Regions from separate parts of the Homo sapiens genome. Here all the other regions are linked to region 2. Evidence: read pairs that join two places in POLR2A ChIA-PET (ENCODE). Cell type or tissue: CD4-positive, alpha-beta T cell. All regions are shown on one strand. Each heading gives the region's core, and the rest is flanking DNA. Links, peaks and the distances in the headings are about the cores only. Region 1 has its middle 14 kb from the start of S1PR1-DT. Region 2 overlaps SLC30A7 (solute carrier family 30 member 7). Region 3 has its middle 25 kb from the start of S1PR1.

The links. ChIA-PET counts read pairs that join two places held together with the same protein. Peaks named below come from ENCODE experiments on the same cell type or tissue, not always from the same donor. Only the 100,000 strongest peaks of a DNase experiment are listed, where the experiment ranks them.
Region 1: POLR2A ChIA-PET joins it to region 2 with 7 read pairs; 15 of 35 experiments call an interaction of 5 or more read pairs at or near these places.
Region 3: POLR2A ChIA-PET joins it to region 2 with 5 read pairs; 4 of 35 experiments call an interaction of 5 or more read pairs at or near these places.

What each region holds. Positions count from the first base shown.
Region 1 is chr1:101,219,480-101,225,007 of GRCh38, reverse strand. No RefSeq gene overlaps it. Among named protein-coding and RNA genes, the nearest start is that of S1PR1-DT, 14 kb to the left of the region's middle. In CD4-positive, alpha-beta T cell, for the core only: no CTCF peak of the experiment used is centred there; no DNase peak of the experiment used is centred there.
Region 2 is chr1:100,924,904-100,930,431 of GRCh38, reverse strand. The region is part of intron 8 of SLC30A7 (solute carrier family 30 member 7); the gene reads right to left. Among named protein-coding and RNA genes, the nearest start is that of SLC30A7, 32 kb to the right of the region's middle. In CD4-positive, alpha-beta T cell, for the core only: no CTCF peak of the experiment used is centred there; DNase peaks (open chromatin) are centred at 2,091 and 2,901; H3K4me3 peaks cover 1,300 bases; H3K27ac peaks cover 2,500 bases.
Region 3 is chr1:101,259,578-101,265,105 of GRCh38, reverse strand. No RefSeq gene overlaps it. Among named protein-coding and RNA genes, the nearest start is that of S1PR1, 25 kb to the right of the region's middle. RefSeq lists an enhancer at 4,548-5,528. In CD4-positive, alpha-beta T cell, for the core only: no CTCF peak of the experiment used is centred there; a DNase peak (open chromatin) is centred at 2,195; H3K4me3 peaks cover 546 bases; H3K27ac peaks cover 1,274 bases.

The DNA of each region.
Region 1 (5,528 bases), core at 1,049-3,548, 300 kb before region 2:
TATACTTTTTGGTTTTTTTTTTTCTTTACTCAGTTTTCTATGTACTTACTGCAATTTATCCACACATTCTTGGAGCATTAAAACACATGAGAAAATATATCAAATTCATGGATACATCACTCCTGAGTTTTCTGTCTTCCTCTCCAGTCCTAGGTGCTGCATAATTTTCATCCTGGGGGTTGCTTTCACCAGTCTCCTGGTTGGAGTTTCATTTCCTGAATCTCCTTCATTCTTTGGTTAAGCCTTTCTATTGATGGAGCTCAGCTTCCAGAAATTTCCTGGTTGATATAATATGGAAAATAAATTCCCTGAGAAGTTGAATGTATAAAAATGTATTTATTCTGCCTTCATTCTTTACTCATAGTTTGACTGAATACAGAATTTTAGGTTAGAAGTTATTTCCCTTGAGGATTTAAAAGGCATTTTTCCATTGTCTTCTGGTATCCAGTGTTGCTATTAAGAACTTTGATGCCATTCTGATTCCCTGTTCTTTCATGTAGGCTGTTTTAATTGCTTTTTTCCCTTTCTACATGCTCTTCTTACAATATAACATTTATACTCCTCCATCAAAGCTGGAATGTATGTTGCCTCTACTTGAACCTGGTGGACCTTTGTAACCAGAATGAGATATTAATGATGCTACCTGACTTCCAAGGCTAGATAATAATAATAATAATAATAAATGGCTAATGTGGTCTCTCTCTCTCTCTCTCTCATGCCTGTGCATGTGTGAGCACCTTGTGAGCTCACATCATGATTGTCTTAGTCCATTCCTGCTGCTACAATAAAATATCTCAGACTGGTTATTTATAAACAACAGAAATGTATTGCTTACAGTTCTGGAGACTGAGAAATCCAAGATCAAGGTGTTGGCAGATTTAGTGTCTGGCGAAGGCTGCTCTCTGCTTCCAAGATGGGTATCTCAATCTAAGTGTATTTACAAGATGGTATCTTTTTGCTATGTCTTCACATGGTGGAAGGGGAGAACACTGTGTCCTCACATGGCAGGAGAGATGGAAAGGCCAGGCAGTTCTCTGGGGCCTCTTTTATAAGGATGCTAATCCCTTCTTGAGGACTCCATCCTCAATCACTTCCCAAAGACCTCACCTCTTAATACCATCAGCTTGGGGTTTAAATTCCAATATACAACATATGAACTTTAAATGAACACATACATTCAAACCATAACAATGATATAGATACCACATGAGAGGAGGAGGAGGAGGAGGAGGAGGAGAGGAGAGAGAGAGAGAGAGAGAGAGAGAGAGAGAGAGAGGGAGAGGGAGAGAGAGAGAGAGAGAGAGAGAGAGAGAGAGAGAGAGAGAGAGAGAGAGAAATGTGAATGGTACCTCAGCTATCTCAGCCCTAGCTGGTCAAGTCTTCCCAGATATATGAGGGAAGGCTTTGAAATGTTCAAGCCCAAGCCACAGACTAAAACCTCTTGAGACACTGAGCCAGAACAACCCAGCTGAGCCACTCTGCATTCTTGTCTCTCAGGAATCGTGAGAGATAGTAAGTATGTTATGGTTTTAAGCCACTAAATTTTAGAGCAATTTGTTGTTACACAGCCACAGTAAATAGGACAATTTATCACTCCACTTCCCACTTCCATCTACGCTTTTAAGATTCTCTCTTTGTCTTGAGTTTTCTGAAAGTTCACAGTGATCTGTCCGAGCATGGCTCTTTGACTCTTTTTCCATACATTTTCTTAGGCACCCATTGAAAAATTCAACTTAGAAACTGCCTTCAGTTAAGATGAGTTATTTAAATTAATTAAATCTTCAAATTATTTTTTGTTAATTTCACTTTCCCTATTTTCTTTATTCTTTTACTAAAAAATTTATATTATTTTGATGATAAAACTCCTGAATCAATCACATAGGTCACTTTTCTAACTTCATGTGGGAGTTTCTTGACTGCACTTCGCAAGCCTTTATCTCTCACTCAACAAATATTTACTAAGACCCTACTCTGTGCTAAGATGCAGCAATACAAAATAAGTTAACTGAGATTTTAATTTCTACTATCAAATATTTAATTTTAAGAACTTATTTTTGTTTTCTGAGTGTTACATGTTGTTTTCTCCTTTTTTGTTCTAGGTTTTCTTCATCCTCATTATCGCATTTTTTGTTTTTTTTTTAGTCTCTAACTTTCATGTTAGCAGCTTAGCTAACATCACTGATGATTCTTGGATGTCATTTGTTAATATTTTAGACGCACACACAACTATGGGAGCACTATATGTTGTTAACAGGTAGACATTGCTGCAAGATTATCTGGCTGAGCCATTTTACTGGGAGACTCCTGATTCTGGGATATTCATTTATTTAAAGAAAAATCTTTCACTCTTCTTTCTAGAAGATATAAACCGATTCCAGCATTCCTGGAAGAGTGGGTGAATGTAGCTGGGCTATCTCATCACTCAGCATATAGACTTCAGCTTAACCCTCCCGTTTCTACTGTGGCCTTCCACAGAGTCATTCCGTTCACTCTCTCTATCCCGTCTTCTGCCCCAATATGGAAAAAACAGTCCTGGCTCTGCTGGGTTGGGGATGAATCTTGGTGGGACAGGATGAAGGAGAGAGGACGGTCTAACTACTTCTTAAGCAGACTTTCAGTTTTCATCTTAAGTCTCACCCCTACTTTCAGAGGTACCTACAACCCCTAATTTGGAGGTACCTACAACCCCTAATTTGGAGGCCTTCCTTGGGTTCTATTGAGCAACTCAGCTTCCTTCTGTGCTTCCTTCATTACAGCTCTAGTTTTCTATTTTCTCAGTTGCACTCAGCAAATTAACACTCATCTACCTGCTTTTCAGTTTCCAAAATTTGGTTGTTGTCATCTGTCTTTTCCTTTTCTTTGTTTATGAAAAAAAAATCCCTTTACTATTGTATCAGTGAAGTTTTAAGACTGGAGGGAAGTGAAAGTGTTCAATTCACCATCTCTGAACAGAGGTCATTTTCATTTTCTCTTCAACCCATCCATACAGCTCTCTTGACCTTACTCTTTCTGAGGACACAAATGACTCCCTAATCATCACAGCCAAGGACCCCTACTGACTTCTCATTCTAAAGGATCCCCCTGTGCCGTTTGACACTGTTGACCACCTCCTCGTTCAAACTCTTCCCTCTGTTTTCTGTGACACTGCTCTGTCTCATTCTCTTCTGACTCAGATCACTCTTTCCCAGTATTCTTACTTGGCTTCTTTTTCTATATTACCTTAAATATCCTTACTCCTGGGAAAATAATGATATAATCTGGATTATGTGCCAGGCACTGTACTAAATAGGCACTTTGTGTGTAATACATTTATCTTCTCAACAACTCAGGTAGGTATTATTAAGTAACCCATTTCACAGGTGAAGAGATCAAGGGCACAAGAAACTTAAGTAATTTGTCCAAAGTCTCGCAGCTTTTTACCACTGTACCTATTACCTCTACAAATGCTACATTTTTTAGTTTTCCCTCTTATTTGTTTGCAGTTTGCTGGACTTTCTCATCTACTTCCAGAACTTAATCTCTCACATATACCTATATTCAGACAACTCTGAACTGTCCGTTTTCAGTCCTACCTTTCTTCTAAGCTCCAAAACTCAATGTCCAAATATTTATTGGAAACTTCCATCTGCATGTCCCACAAACACCTCAAAATCAAAATATCTGAGGTCCAAACATGTCATTTTCACAACTCTTTCTTCTCAAAAGAACTCAACTTGTTTGGTTTTTATATATATCAGTTAATGGCATCAGCATTTACCTCCACGGGAAAGTTAGAACACTCAACGTTTGTTCCGACTGCTCACTCTCTCACCTTCTGTGTGAAATTTGCTGCTAAGACTGTTGTTCTCTGAAGGGCCTTCTGATTTCATTGCATTTCCTCATCATCCTCCCACTATCCTTGTCAGGCCCTTACGTGCTCTTGATAACAGCTTCCTCCTAACTAGTCTCAGCTCTAATCTGCCACATCACCATCAGAGCTATCTTTCTAAATACTTTTTTAAGATCTGTTCATTCTACTTATTTAGGGTTGACAGGTGATTGACTCTAAACAACCAAGTCTTGGGAAAGAAGGGGCTCCTCACATACAAAAAAATAGCAAGGTACCTTAAAAAACATCTCATGTATACGTTTACAGATTAATACACATATACCAGGAAAAAATAAAAGCTGTAATGTTCCAAAGCATCGGTGATTAAGGACCAATGAGAAACTAAGATAAAGCAATTCTGAACTTATACTGATGAGCTGGACATTCATTTATTTATTAACAATTATTTATTGAGCACCTACTGTGAACCAGCAGGCATTCTTCTAGGAACTGGGACTGCTGCCATGAAAAAGACAGATAAGGTTCCTGATACCATGCAGTTTATATTCCTGTAAAGAAGACAAATGAATAAGCAAATAAATATGTAAGAAAATATCGGATGACAAGGAGTACAATGCTGAGAGCTAGGACAGGATGACTGCCTTAAGTCGTTCTTCTGGGTGGCCAGGGTTGGCCTCTCTGAGTGGGTGGCATTGAATACTGATGTGCCATGACAGGCTCAGGCCTCCTGAGCATCAGGGAGGCCTGAGAAAAACTCTGCCCTGTCCTGAGAGGCAGCAGGCCTAGTGAGGGGAATTTTGAGGCAAGCACCCTGAGGCCTATCTGGGGACTCATTTAGTGGCCTAGGGCAAGTCTCCCCCTCTCTGGGCCACTGAAGTCCTTTCCGCCCCTAGCACACTGTTACTTGCCTTCCTGGGCCCTGCTTCCCTCAATTCTCCCCAATTTATGATTCTTTCAACTGCAGAGCCTGAAATAAAAAGGCCTGGCTGGGCCTCTATTCTGTCAATCATGGAGCGTTGCTTGGCCAGTGCGGCGGGAGCTCCAGGCAGCCAGAGCATGGGGTGGCAGATGCCAGGAGCTGCTCCAGGCAAACACGTGGCTGTGGCTCCCTCACCTGCCAGCCACACCTGCCAGGCAGTGGAACCCCGGGGGCAGCCCTAACATTCAATTTCACCTTCTCGTCAGGCAAATTTTGGAAGTAATCTCTGCCCAATTGTGGAATTACGTTTACATGTCTGTAAACTAACATGTTGGCGAAACCTAAGTATTCATGATCGAACTTTTAAAAATAGAGGATGAGGGAAAACAACAAAAATTACTCCGTCTACACACACACACACACACACACACACACACACACACAAATTCAGTGAATACAAATACCAGAAGAAACTTTGGTATATATACAAAGTAAATCAAATTTGTCAGCTTTGAAAATCTGCTCAATAGATGACTTTTCTAAGGAATCACTTCTCTAGCTATTTTGGAAACAGTTTGGAGACAGATTCTCCAACAGGTTTTATGTTCTATAGACTCCCTCTTTCTAAAGTTTCCAAACTAGTCTTACGGGCCTGAAATTTTGTGTCTTTTACATTTGTATTCTCTCTCGTTATGTCATTCTCACAAGTCTCTAAAACGATCCAATTCTTCATGCTAATTGCTAATGTAATTAAGGGCCCTTTGGGACTATCAGCATAAA
Region 2 (5,528 bases), core at 1,857-4,356:
TTATAATTTTGTTTCCATTAGTATACATTCTATTTTATACAGACCATTATTTATCATTTCTAAAGTCTGTACCTCAGTTTGCCTCTAAAAATTTGTTTCCTCTAAAATTAAGCTGCTATTTTAAAATTTTAGACCTAACAAAAAGACTTGTTTTTGGTTAAAAAGCTTTTCTTTGTACTTACAAATGATTTTGTGGTATGTATATATATATGTATATAAAAGTACAAAGCACCACAAGATGGTAACTGGTGAGTTGCAGAAAATTGATTTTTTTAAAAAAATCTAGCAAGGCTTCAGAAATATCACACCAGTAACAAAGTATATTTCTATATCCTGCTTAGTTTTATAATTATCCATCATGCATAGGTAACCCTTTCATTTAAGTGAATAAAAAAAAATCAAGCTACAGATCTATGTAAATTGCCTCGTCTCTAAACTGCAGTGAGATTCAAAGCTACAACTAATTGTTCAGATTTCTGCATTCTAAGTTATGAATTCATCTTCTATCCCAACTCACCTTAGGGAAAAAAGGAGCAGAACTACTCTGAAAGCTCTTATAGGAATCATATTTTCAGAAAATAAAAAATCACACTCTTACATTATATTCATTCTCCTGTTTTTCATTGCAAAACAAAATTCATCACAATACAACTCAGTTTTACCCCAAAATTTATTATCACCCTTTGTCTGTGTAGAAAATGTTGAAAAAAAAAAACCTGTCTTTTTCTAAGAAATAACTTTCACTGTGGAAGTGAAAATGGAACGCTGGGCAAGCTAGAAGGGATAGACATATATTTCCATGGCACGTTTTCAACTGAGCAGCAGTAGACCCAGAGAATTTAAAAGAAGTGCCACTATTTCTCTTGCTATTGATGAACTGCAAATACTGAATATATAAAAATTAATGGTAGGGAAAAATACTTCTTTATACTCTATTTAGTTGATTTTTTAAGAGTTTTCACTATTTCCTAAAATCAGGCAAATTTTTACCAATTTGAAAAACATCTCAGAGTGATCTCCTTGCAAATAGTTCTTTATCAGGTGTACATTTAAATAAATTCAGTTTGTTTTCTTTTTTAAATGAAAAAAATGCTGAACTAGAATTTCTTTATTTTGTACTTTGGAGCTACTTTTTAACTGACTTTCATTAAAAAACTTATGCTTTTTTAAAGTCTAAGTCAAAAATGTTACCATAGAGAAATTAGGCAAGAGATGTAATTTTAAAATTACACTACCCAGAGAGAGCCAATTAACATTCTGGGAAATATATTCTCTATATATATGAATGCTAATTGGGATCTGGTGTGTACAGGCACGCACACACACACACACACACACTCTCTATATATAGTTTCTCCCTCATACATGTAAAGATAAATGCGTAGTTTAGACACAGACCTTTTACAAGAATTTTTCTTATGTGTTGCTCTGTACCTTGTTGTCATTTATTACCATTGAATCTAAGCCTTTGCTGACAACTTAGTCATCCAAAACTTAATATTGACTTAAAATAATGACTATACTATTACCTTTCATCTGAAACCTGTGAATGCTCTCTGATGCTGACCAAGCTTAATAATCTACATATAGTAGAAGTTCAATAATTTTTTTAAAAATGTGCCTAAAAATGATTGTAAAGAAATACTGCTAACAGTGGTTATGTGACCTCTGCGTGTTGTGATCCTAGTTTTTCTTTACTTCATATGCTTTCCACTATTTTCAAAATTTTCTACCATGATCATATTTTATAATCAGAAAACTATTAAAAATTTTCTTACAAAGAATATGTCATATGCATAATACAAACAAAAATATTATGAAAAATAAAATAAAATAATCTCAGAATAAAAGAAAAAATCCAAAAGAAAACCCACAAAAATATTAACATGGGTCTCTTATGGTAATTTTTCCTTATCTTTTTCTATATTTTACCAAGTTTCTTTGTCAACATAATTATTCCCATAATTAAAAAAACTACTTTTAAATATGCAATTTCATTAAATCCTCAGCCTCTTCTCTAAATAGCCACATAGCATGTTCATGCTCTACCTGAAAACTGACCAATGGAGGGCACTGTCTTCCCTAGAGCACTATTAAGAAGCGCCGTTTTCTCTCCTACACTCCAGTACTGTTGGGGCTTGTGGTGAGGCAGATGTCCTTCTTGCTTGTCACTACCACTATTTATCACAGTTCCTACTACTTCTTCCCTACAGCACAGTTTCCTTAAGGCCCGTGCCATTAGATCATTACACCCTCTACCCATCTTGATTACCAGGGTTACAATTCCTGATTGCCCCCCTTCAGTCACTGAAAAATTTGGTAATGGGCTTATTATCTTTCCACCTCTACTCTTTTCATTATTCTTGATTTAAATTATCCATGTGGGCAATCCACCCATCATCAGGTCTCTATATGCTAAGCTTATCTTCTGCCCCTATAATCACACCTTAAGCCTTAAGATCTCAATTCCAAGCATCTCATAATCTGAACAACCCTTTCTATTTCTGGATCAATTCCCCTAATACCTCCATTCTTAATACTTCTTCCCAAACAGGGAAGATAGGCTCAGTGGATTAGATTGACCCTATCTTAGGCCACTAAGTGGATTAGACCACTGAACCTAACACTTTTTTTTAAAGCATGCATCAATTACCTTTATATCTTAATTTCTCACCACTCTAATCCCTGCCTTGCCCCTTTCTCACTGTCAGTACTCACCTGACAAAACCCCAAACCTGTTAAATCTAACTCTCTGTCTATTCCATACCTCTTACCAAGTAGCTGAACAAGACTGAAGAAAAACACAACTATTCTGGTTGTTTGCACTTTAAATTCATGACCACAAACCTCAAAGTGGGCCCTCTGTGCTGCCAGGCAATCACACTGCTCCCCTTTACAGCAAAAGGCTTTGAAAAGGAGTTGACTTAGTTGCTATCTCCATTTCCTCCCCTCCCATTCTCTCTCGAAGCTACTCTGTCTGATCAGGCTTTCATTCTCATCACTCTTCTTAGTCCCAGCAGCATTTAGCAGAGTTGATTAGTCCTTCCTGTTTAACAGGTTTCTTTACAAGGCTTCTAAAACAACATATGGTTGTATCTTTCTTCCCACCTCGCTGGTCATTCCACTTTACTCTTCTTGGTTGCACCTGCCTCCTGACCAACCCCAGGGCTCAGTTCTCAGGCCTCCCCTCCTCTATCAATACTCGGTCTCAGAATAAACTGTCTATTAAATATGGCTTTAAACAACATATATAATCTGATGACACCCAAATTTCTATCTTCCACCCCAACCTGCTCCCTGAACTCTAGAGATGCAGATATATAAACATGTATCTACCACTCTCTGCCCTGCTCATTGCGCTCCAGTTACACTGCCCTTCTTGTCATCCTTGTATCTGGCATGCTCCTGCCTCAGTGTGTTTATACTTGAAGTTCCCTCACCAGGGATATTCTTCCTCTGAACAGTCCCATATTCCTCTCCTCCACCATTTAGTCTCTGCTCCAATATTACCCTATGCAGAAGACTTTCCAAGCCCTTCTAAAATAGCATCTTAGCCTACTCTATGGCATTTGTCACCAACTGACAGTCCATTATCTATTTGCATGTTCGTTTGCTTTATTGACTGTCTCCCTATTAAAATGTAAGCTCCATGAGGGTAGGCTATTTGCCTGGCACAGAGTGGGTACTAAAACATTTGTTGAATTTTAAGATACATGAAACTTTTCTGTTACCTTCAAAGGGTGGGCTTATGAGAACCTTTTAATAGGTAAGTTATACATTTCAGTAATGTTTAAAATTTTCACAATAAGAATGTTAATATAGTTTAGATATGTGTGCCTGCCCAAAACTCATGCTGAATTGTAATCCCCAGTGCTGGAGGTGGGGCCTGGTGGGAGGTGTTTGGATCATGGGGACAGATCCCTCATGGCTTGGTGCTGTCTTCACAATAGTGACTTATTTCCAGATTTAGTCATTGTTTTTTCTCTCTCTCTCTTTCACCACGCTACATGCCTGCTCTGCCTTCACCTTCCACCATGACTGTAAGATTCCTGAGGCCTCCCCAGGAGCTAAGCAGATGCCAGCACTATGCTTTCTGTAAAGCCTACGGAACTGTGAGCCAATAAAACCTCTCTTCTTTATAGACTACCCAGTCTCAGGTATATCTTTATAGCAATGCAAAGTATTACTTTGGTTATCAGAAAAACAAGAGCAAATAATAAAAATATCAAAGCTTAACAATAACAAAAAGAAATCCAATCATATGACCTGAAACTATGTATCTATGTAAGTTACAGAGAAGTTTATAAGTAGGTCAGTAGGACCTAGACAAGGATGACAAATAAGTTTTACCTTGGAAGCCTACTGTAGTTGACTGGTTGTGGTTGCTTGAAGCACTATATTGAAAGGGCCCCTGACGCTAAATCAGTTTTAGCAGGCAGGAGTACCATACTGAGGGATATCTTCCAGGAAAACAGAAGGGGTGGGAATTGTGGCATTCATGCTAGATGAATTCCAATGCCAGATGAATACCAACCACTCCATGACTTTAAATCCAGGTGTGGACTATTTTCAACCCTTTCTGTTCAGTTGATTGCTCCCAAGAATGCCTATTTGTACACTCTTTGTCTATTTGAACTCTCCATATCAATGTCTGAGAGATCTCAAACTTATATCCAAAACAGAATTTTTTATCTACAGTCCTCTTTAAAAATAAAAACATTACCTTTCTCCCAGTCCCCTCTCTTTTAGTAATGACACCTCATTCACTCAGTTGCCCAGATTAAAAACTCTAGAAACTATCCTTAATTCCCCTCTTTCACTCAACCCTGACCCACACATTTATATTCTCAAGCAAATCTTGTTAGCTGTACCCCAAAGCATTTTCTAACTTTTCTGTGTCTCTCCATTTCTAAGGTTAGTACCTAAGACCAAGCCACCATGGCCTCTCACCTGGTCCACTTTAAATAATAGCCTTCTAGCTGGTCTGCCTGTTCTCACTTGTGCCCCCTTATAATCTATTATCCACACAGCAGCCAAAATCATTTTTTAAAACAAATATCCTTATTGTGTCCCATTGCACTTGGAATAAAATCCAAACTCCTAACCCTAGGTAGTCTTCCCCAGCCTATTTCTCCAACTTTATCTCAAACCACTCTCCTCTTACTCCCTATGCTTCAGCCATGCTGGCCTCCTTTCAGTATCAAAGCTGCTTTTACCACAAGGCTTTTCTACCAACTGATACCTAGACTAGAATGTTCTTCCTCTGACAAGCTTTTCTTACGACAATAAGATCTCAGGTTAAAGGCCTCTTCTTCAGAAGTCTTCCAGATCTACTCAATTTAAAGTGGCAACTCAGTCACTATCATATAATCCTATCTTAAATCCACACAATACAAATAACTATTTGGCATTTGAGCCGTCTAATTTATTAATTTGTTTATTGTCTCACTCTCCTATTATAGGATCAAGACAGTGAAGATCTTATCTACGATTAAGTAGGTGAGAGGGCCTGCTTAATAAATATTTGG
Region 3 (5,528 bases), core at 1,076-3,575, 340 kb before region 2:
GTAGTCTTGGGTAGGCTCTGTTTTATGCATTGCAGATCTGTCTCCATCCTAAACTATGATGGCTCAAGGCTCTGGTTCTCATCATTACACAGGAAGAGAGAAACAAGGTGTGGCTCTGAAGAGCTGACAGCCACTTGGCACATGTCACTTCAGTTTTTTGCCTTCTTTCTTTTTACTTCCATTTACAGTCATGTGTGCCAGCTTTCAGACTGGTAAACAAAGGGTGGGGCTGAAGGTCAAAAGGTGATGAGATCTCAATCTGAACTTACTGGCGTGATCAGCTGTGCTTCCTCATTATAATCAGGAAATCCTGGAATGACCCATCCAGCAAGAGCGCATCTGGAGAGAGGGGGCAGGGTGTATGGTAAGGAAGGGAGGGGCTCATCTCCCTTTTCTAGGCTCAAAATGGATGGTCATTTCTTTCATTCATATCTGTGCATATATTCCTATAAATACATGCACATTCAATCTCTGCAATATTTTGTTTGCCCTTTAAGGCTCTGTTGTTTTTATGATCTCCTTCCCCACTAGAGGAGATTTCACTGAATTTATAGATGAGGTCTGTTGATTTACAGATAGAGCAAAGATAGTCAATATTCTGTCTTATGTCATAAAAGCATACAGATATTAGTGGTAAAACAAAGAAAATAAAGCAAAATATATTTCTTTTTTGTTTTCTGTTTGTTTCTTGAGAAAGGGTCTTGCTCTGTCACCCAGGCTGGAGTACAATGGTGTGAACATGGCTTACTGCAGCCTAGGCTTCCTACGCTCAAGACAGCCTCCTGCCTCAGCCTCCTATGTACCTGGGACTACCATTCAGGCTAATTTTTTTCTTTTTTATCTTTTTTTTTTTAATTAGAGACACGATCTTACTGTGTTGCCCAGGCTGGTATTGAACCCCTGGCCTCAAGTAATTCTCTTGCATTGGCCTCCTAAAGTGCTGGGATTATAGGTGTGAACCACAGTACCCAGACACAAGATACATTTCTTGACATGAAAAAATATTCCCAATATATTGCTCAGCAAGGAAAGTAGATTTTTTAAGTGGATATAGGCTGGGTGTGGTGGTTTACACCTGTAATCCCAACACTTTAGGAGGCTGAGGGGGGAGGATAGCTTGAGGCTAGGAGTTTGTGACCAGCCTGGGTAACATAGCAAGATCCCTTCTCTACAAAAAATTTAAAAAGTATTCAGTCTTGGTGGCATGCACCTGTAGCCCCAGCTACTCAGGAGACTGAGGCAGGAAGATCATTTGAACCCAGGAGTTCAAGATTGCTATGAGCTATGATTGTGCCACCACACTCCAGCCTGGGCAACAGAGAGAGACCCTGCCTCTCAAAAAAAAAAAAACAAAAGAGGGCCTGGCACGGTGGCCCACACCTGTAATCCCAGCACTTTGGGAGGCCAAGGTGAGTGGATCACTTGAGGTCAGGAGATCAAGAACATCCTGGCCAACATGGTGAAACCTCTCTCTACTAAAAATACAAAAATTAGCTGGGTGTGGTGGCGCACACCTGTAGTCCCAGCTACTTGGGAGGCTGAGGCAGGAGAATCGCTTGAACCTGGGAGGCGGAGGTTTCAGTGAGCTGAGATCACACCACTGCACTCCAGCCTGGCAACAGATCGAGATTCTGTCTCAAAACAAACAAACAAACAAACAAAAACAGATATACATATATATACAAATATACACTTTTAAATGGCTAACATCTCTTAAGTGATTATTATGTGCCAGTTATAATGTTAACTCTGGATATTGAAAATGAAGGTTACATTTTTTAGATTTTAGCAGTAGTTATTCATTTTTCTATATGCATTGCTTATGTAAATAAAAGTTAATTTTAGAGCCAATATCAGGTTGCTGGTAGACTTTGCCATTTACATGCAGATTCCATGGTTCCTCCTCCCCATTTGCAGCCTATAATTGTATCAGACATGAGGTTTGGGAGTTCTTTGCTCTAGCCTGACTGAAGCTTTTCTCTGCTCTTTAACACTTGCCATGGTTTTGGGGCTAAGTTTGGAATGCCCTGTAGAAGCTGATAATTTCCTGAGCTCCGTAATTTGCTAACAACAAATTTCATGTGTTCAGCAACATTAGCTTAATCTAATTCCTGTTCTCTTCTAAAAGAAGCTCCCGGGCTTCAGAGAGCATATGCATGGCTTCCCATTACTTCAGGGTTTGTGGCTTTGACCTCAGAAGTCTCTTAACTGCTTGAATGCCAGAAGCAGTTCCATCCTGTGACTGCTTGCTGTCAGAAAGAAGGCAATAAATGCCTCCTCCACACTCTTAATGGTCTCGTTTTCCACTCTACAACGTCTCTGTGTACAAGAAATAAAACTTCACCTTTTCTCTCTTATCAAGTCTGAGCCCAAGAGAGATTGTAAAAGTGTGCTCAGAGGAACCAAGTATGTTTTCACAACTTGTCTATCTTATTCCAATCAGGAAGTTACCCGACAACCGAATAACTGCTTTTTTTTTTTAACCCTACCCTTTGTCTTCTATAAACTGAGTTTCTTCTTAGGGAGTTAGCCTGCCTGCTAAACTCTGAAAACCATATGATTCGTTTTTAAGCCTGCTGACAATAACAGGCATATTGTTAAAATTGTTGGAAATCTTTGTCCTGATTTCCCTCTCTTGAAGTTGAAAATGATCTGAATGTTGGCATCCCACAGTTCCTATTAAACCTCCCTGTTTCCTTTGGAGATCACAGCTGAAGGAAGAGGGCTGGCAACACATCCCTAAAGGTGATGTTTTAAAAAGAGTAATCCAGGTGAACAAAAAAGGGACAGAAACCCACTATTATCATGTTTCCTGATTCGTCAAGGAGGCTTTCTGACTACCCTATTGGCTGATCTTTTGGATATTGTGCTATTTCGCCATAGTTTCCTAGGGAGTATTTTCCTGAACAACTAGTTACGCTTGTTTTACGTAACAGGAAAAGAATACTCTTTTTAATTCTAAACTTTTTTTTAATAATTCTAAACTTTTCTTTCTGAAAGCTACTTAAACTCTTAAAATAAGACCCTAATTTGAATTAAAAAGAAAAAAAAGTAAAAGTACAAGAAGACTCAATCAGAAACTAAATTGTTGTCTTTTATTTCCTAGCTTTTTTATCTGCTCCGCATCCCTGTTCCTGATTACTGATTTTCCCTGCAGTTATTTGGATCCAATTACCTCCACCAGTTAGTTGATTTTCCTCTATTTTAATCCAAAGGGCCATTATTGACCAAGGGCAGGGCTGGACCTCAGGAATGGGAGGCACAATGGTTAAAGCTAGGCCTTGATCACAACTAGAAAAATGACTCAGAATGCACGTCCTTTTCCAAGTGGGTTGGTGACCGCTTCTTTGTCTACAAAGGTCGGCATATTCACTGCATTCTTTTTCCTTTTCTCTTTTTTTTTCTTTTTCTAGGCAACTGTGGCAGGGGGAAATGGTATTTCTTCCAAAGAGTATAAAGCAGAATACTTGGGGAAAGGACCAGAAGCAGATTTGCCTGGACATCTCACTTTTCTGCTTGGTGGATCTTGAGAGTGAATAGTCTCAGCCACCATCTGAGATCTGTGCACCACCGCCTGTCACCTCAGGCTGATATCGTGATTGCTTTAAACGCTTAAGGATCACCTGCACACGTTGTTCTTCATGGGACCCATGAGTCAAATGACATGTACAGAGATACAGAGGCTATGTGAGTCAAGGATATCCCTATGTTTATACAAACAATTTCTTAAAATTTAACAGTTAATAAATATGACATATAGAAATTGATTATTATTAATACCTTATGCCCATCAATAGCTGCAGTATTGCACACTAATCAAATGGATTAGCAAGGATCATTTCTTCAAAGTGCCTCTGATATCACCAGTGAAAAGTTTCCTGAAAGTCACAGCAGCACAAGGGCAAAAAAAAAAAAAAAAAAAAAAAAAAAAACTCTATTTCAAAATGATAGAAACTCTAGGAACTAACATTGTTCTCTTTTAAGATAAAAGGATGTATCCCCATCCTCTGAAACAGGAACCTGTGAAATCTTTCTTTATTATGAGATAGGAAGCTCTAAAAGAATCCTCTTCATTTTCCCTTAGAGACAAACCAATCAAGGAAATCACAAGGAAGAAGGATATGTCAGTGTGAGATGAAAGAGATTAAATAAGCTTTAGTTTAGTTTATATAATTCTTTGAAGACACTCCTTCTTTTATTCCTTTCTCCTCTCTAATTCTTAAAATGCCAGCCCCATAACCACTCTGAATCATCATTTTAATCTGAGAGAAAGTTCACTTTGATTCCAGAGGATGCTGAGGAGTACTTCATATCAAATACCTATACATTCTTTAGGGAGAATTCATCTCTCTACATTCTCGAAGATACCCCCCACCATACACACACAGGAAAACACACATACATGTTCATGCCCACACACTCAGTCACTCACATTTTTTTTTCTTTAGTGAGTGCTTAATCAGGTTTTTCCTTGACCCACCCATTATCATTTAGCAAAACCTCAGAGAATAAAAAAAAAACAGCAGGGCTCTGTACACCACCTCCAAATGCCACAATGGCACAACTGTGACTGATGAATGAATTGTCCATCCTTGCACAGAAGTTGAAAGCAAACTCCAAAGAATCCTAGTTGTGATGGCCAGGATTTTAGAGATTAGAATTCCAGTACATTTTATTTTCGGTAACCTAATGGGGCAGAGCACTATGAGCAAGAATGCACAAAACAAAGCCAGAGACAGAGAAAAAATATGAACAAGAAAAGGGAGAAAATAAGGATAGATGGTAGCAGATGCTTTAAAATGGAAAATTAAATATGATATTTTAAATTAAGAATAATCTAAACAGAACAGGGGAAAATAATTTAGCCTGCAAGAACAAAACAGAGGCCAGGCATAGCTCATGCCTGTAATCCCAGTGCTTTGGGAGGCTGATGCTGGAGGATCACTGGAGCCAGGAGTTTGAGACCTGCCTAGCCAACACAGCAAGACTCTGTCTCTCAAAAGACATTTTTAAAACTCAAGAATGGAGGAGGAAGTGGTGAAATTAGCCTAGGGGGAAAAAAAAGAAGCTGGAACCAAAATAATATGGAGACCTTCACTGTTAGCAATTTTAAGTGGTTAAAATCTGTATTTTTTTTTCCATTTCCTGGCATGTAAAGTTCTCTTTACCAACACCAAGATCAAAATAAGTAGTCATCAGACCATTAGTCAGCACTTCTAATAGAATTGCATCAAGCATTAATCATCTCTGAAAAGGAGTTCCCCATTCTTCCCTTCAAAGTGATAGCTTTTAGACCAGTCATCATAAACTAAGTTTTGAATTTCATGTTCAAGGTTATTATAGGATAATTCAATTTACATAAAATCTTTACTCAAAAACCTACATTTCTGTTCATAATGATTTTCTTTTGTGGAATGGTCTTTAGGGCCAATGAAACCTAGATTCAAGTCCCTGTTCTGCCAATTACTAGTTCTGTATCCTTGAACACAGTTTTTAAAAACTTCCTTGAGCCTCGGTTTCTTGCTACA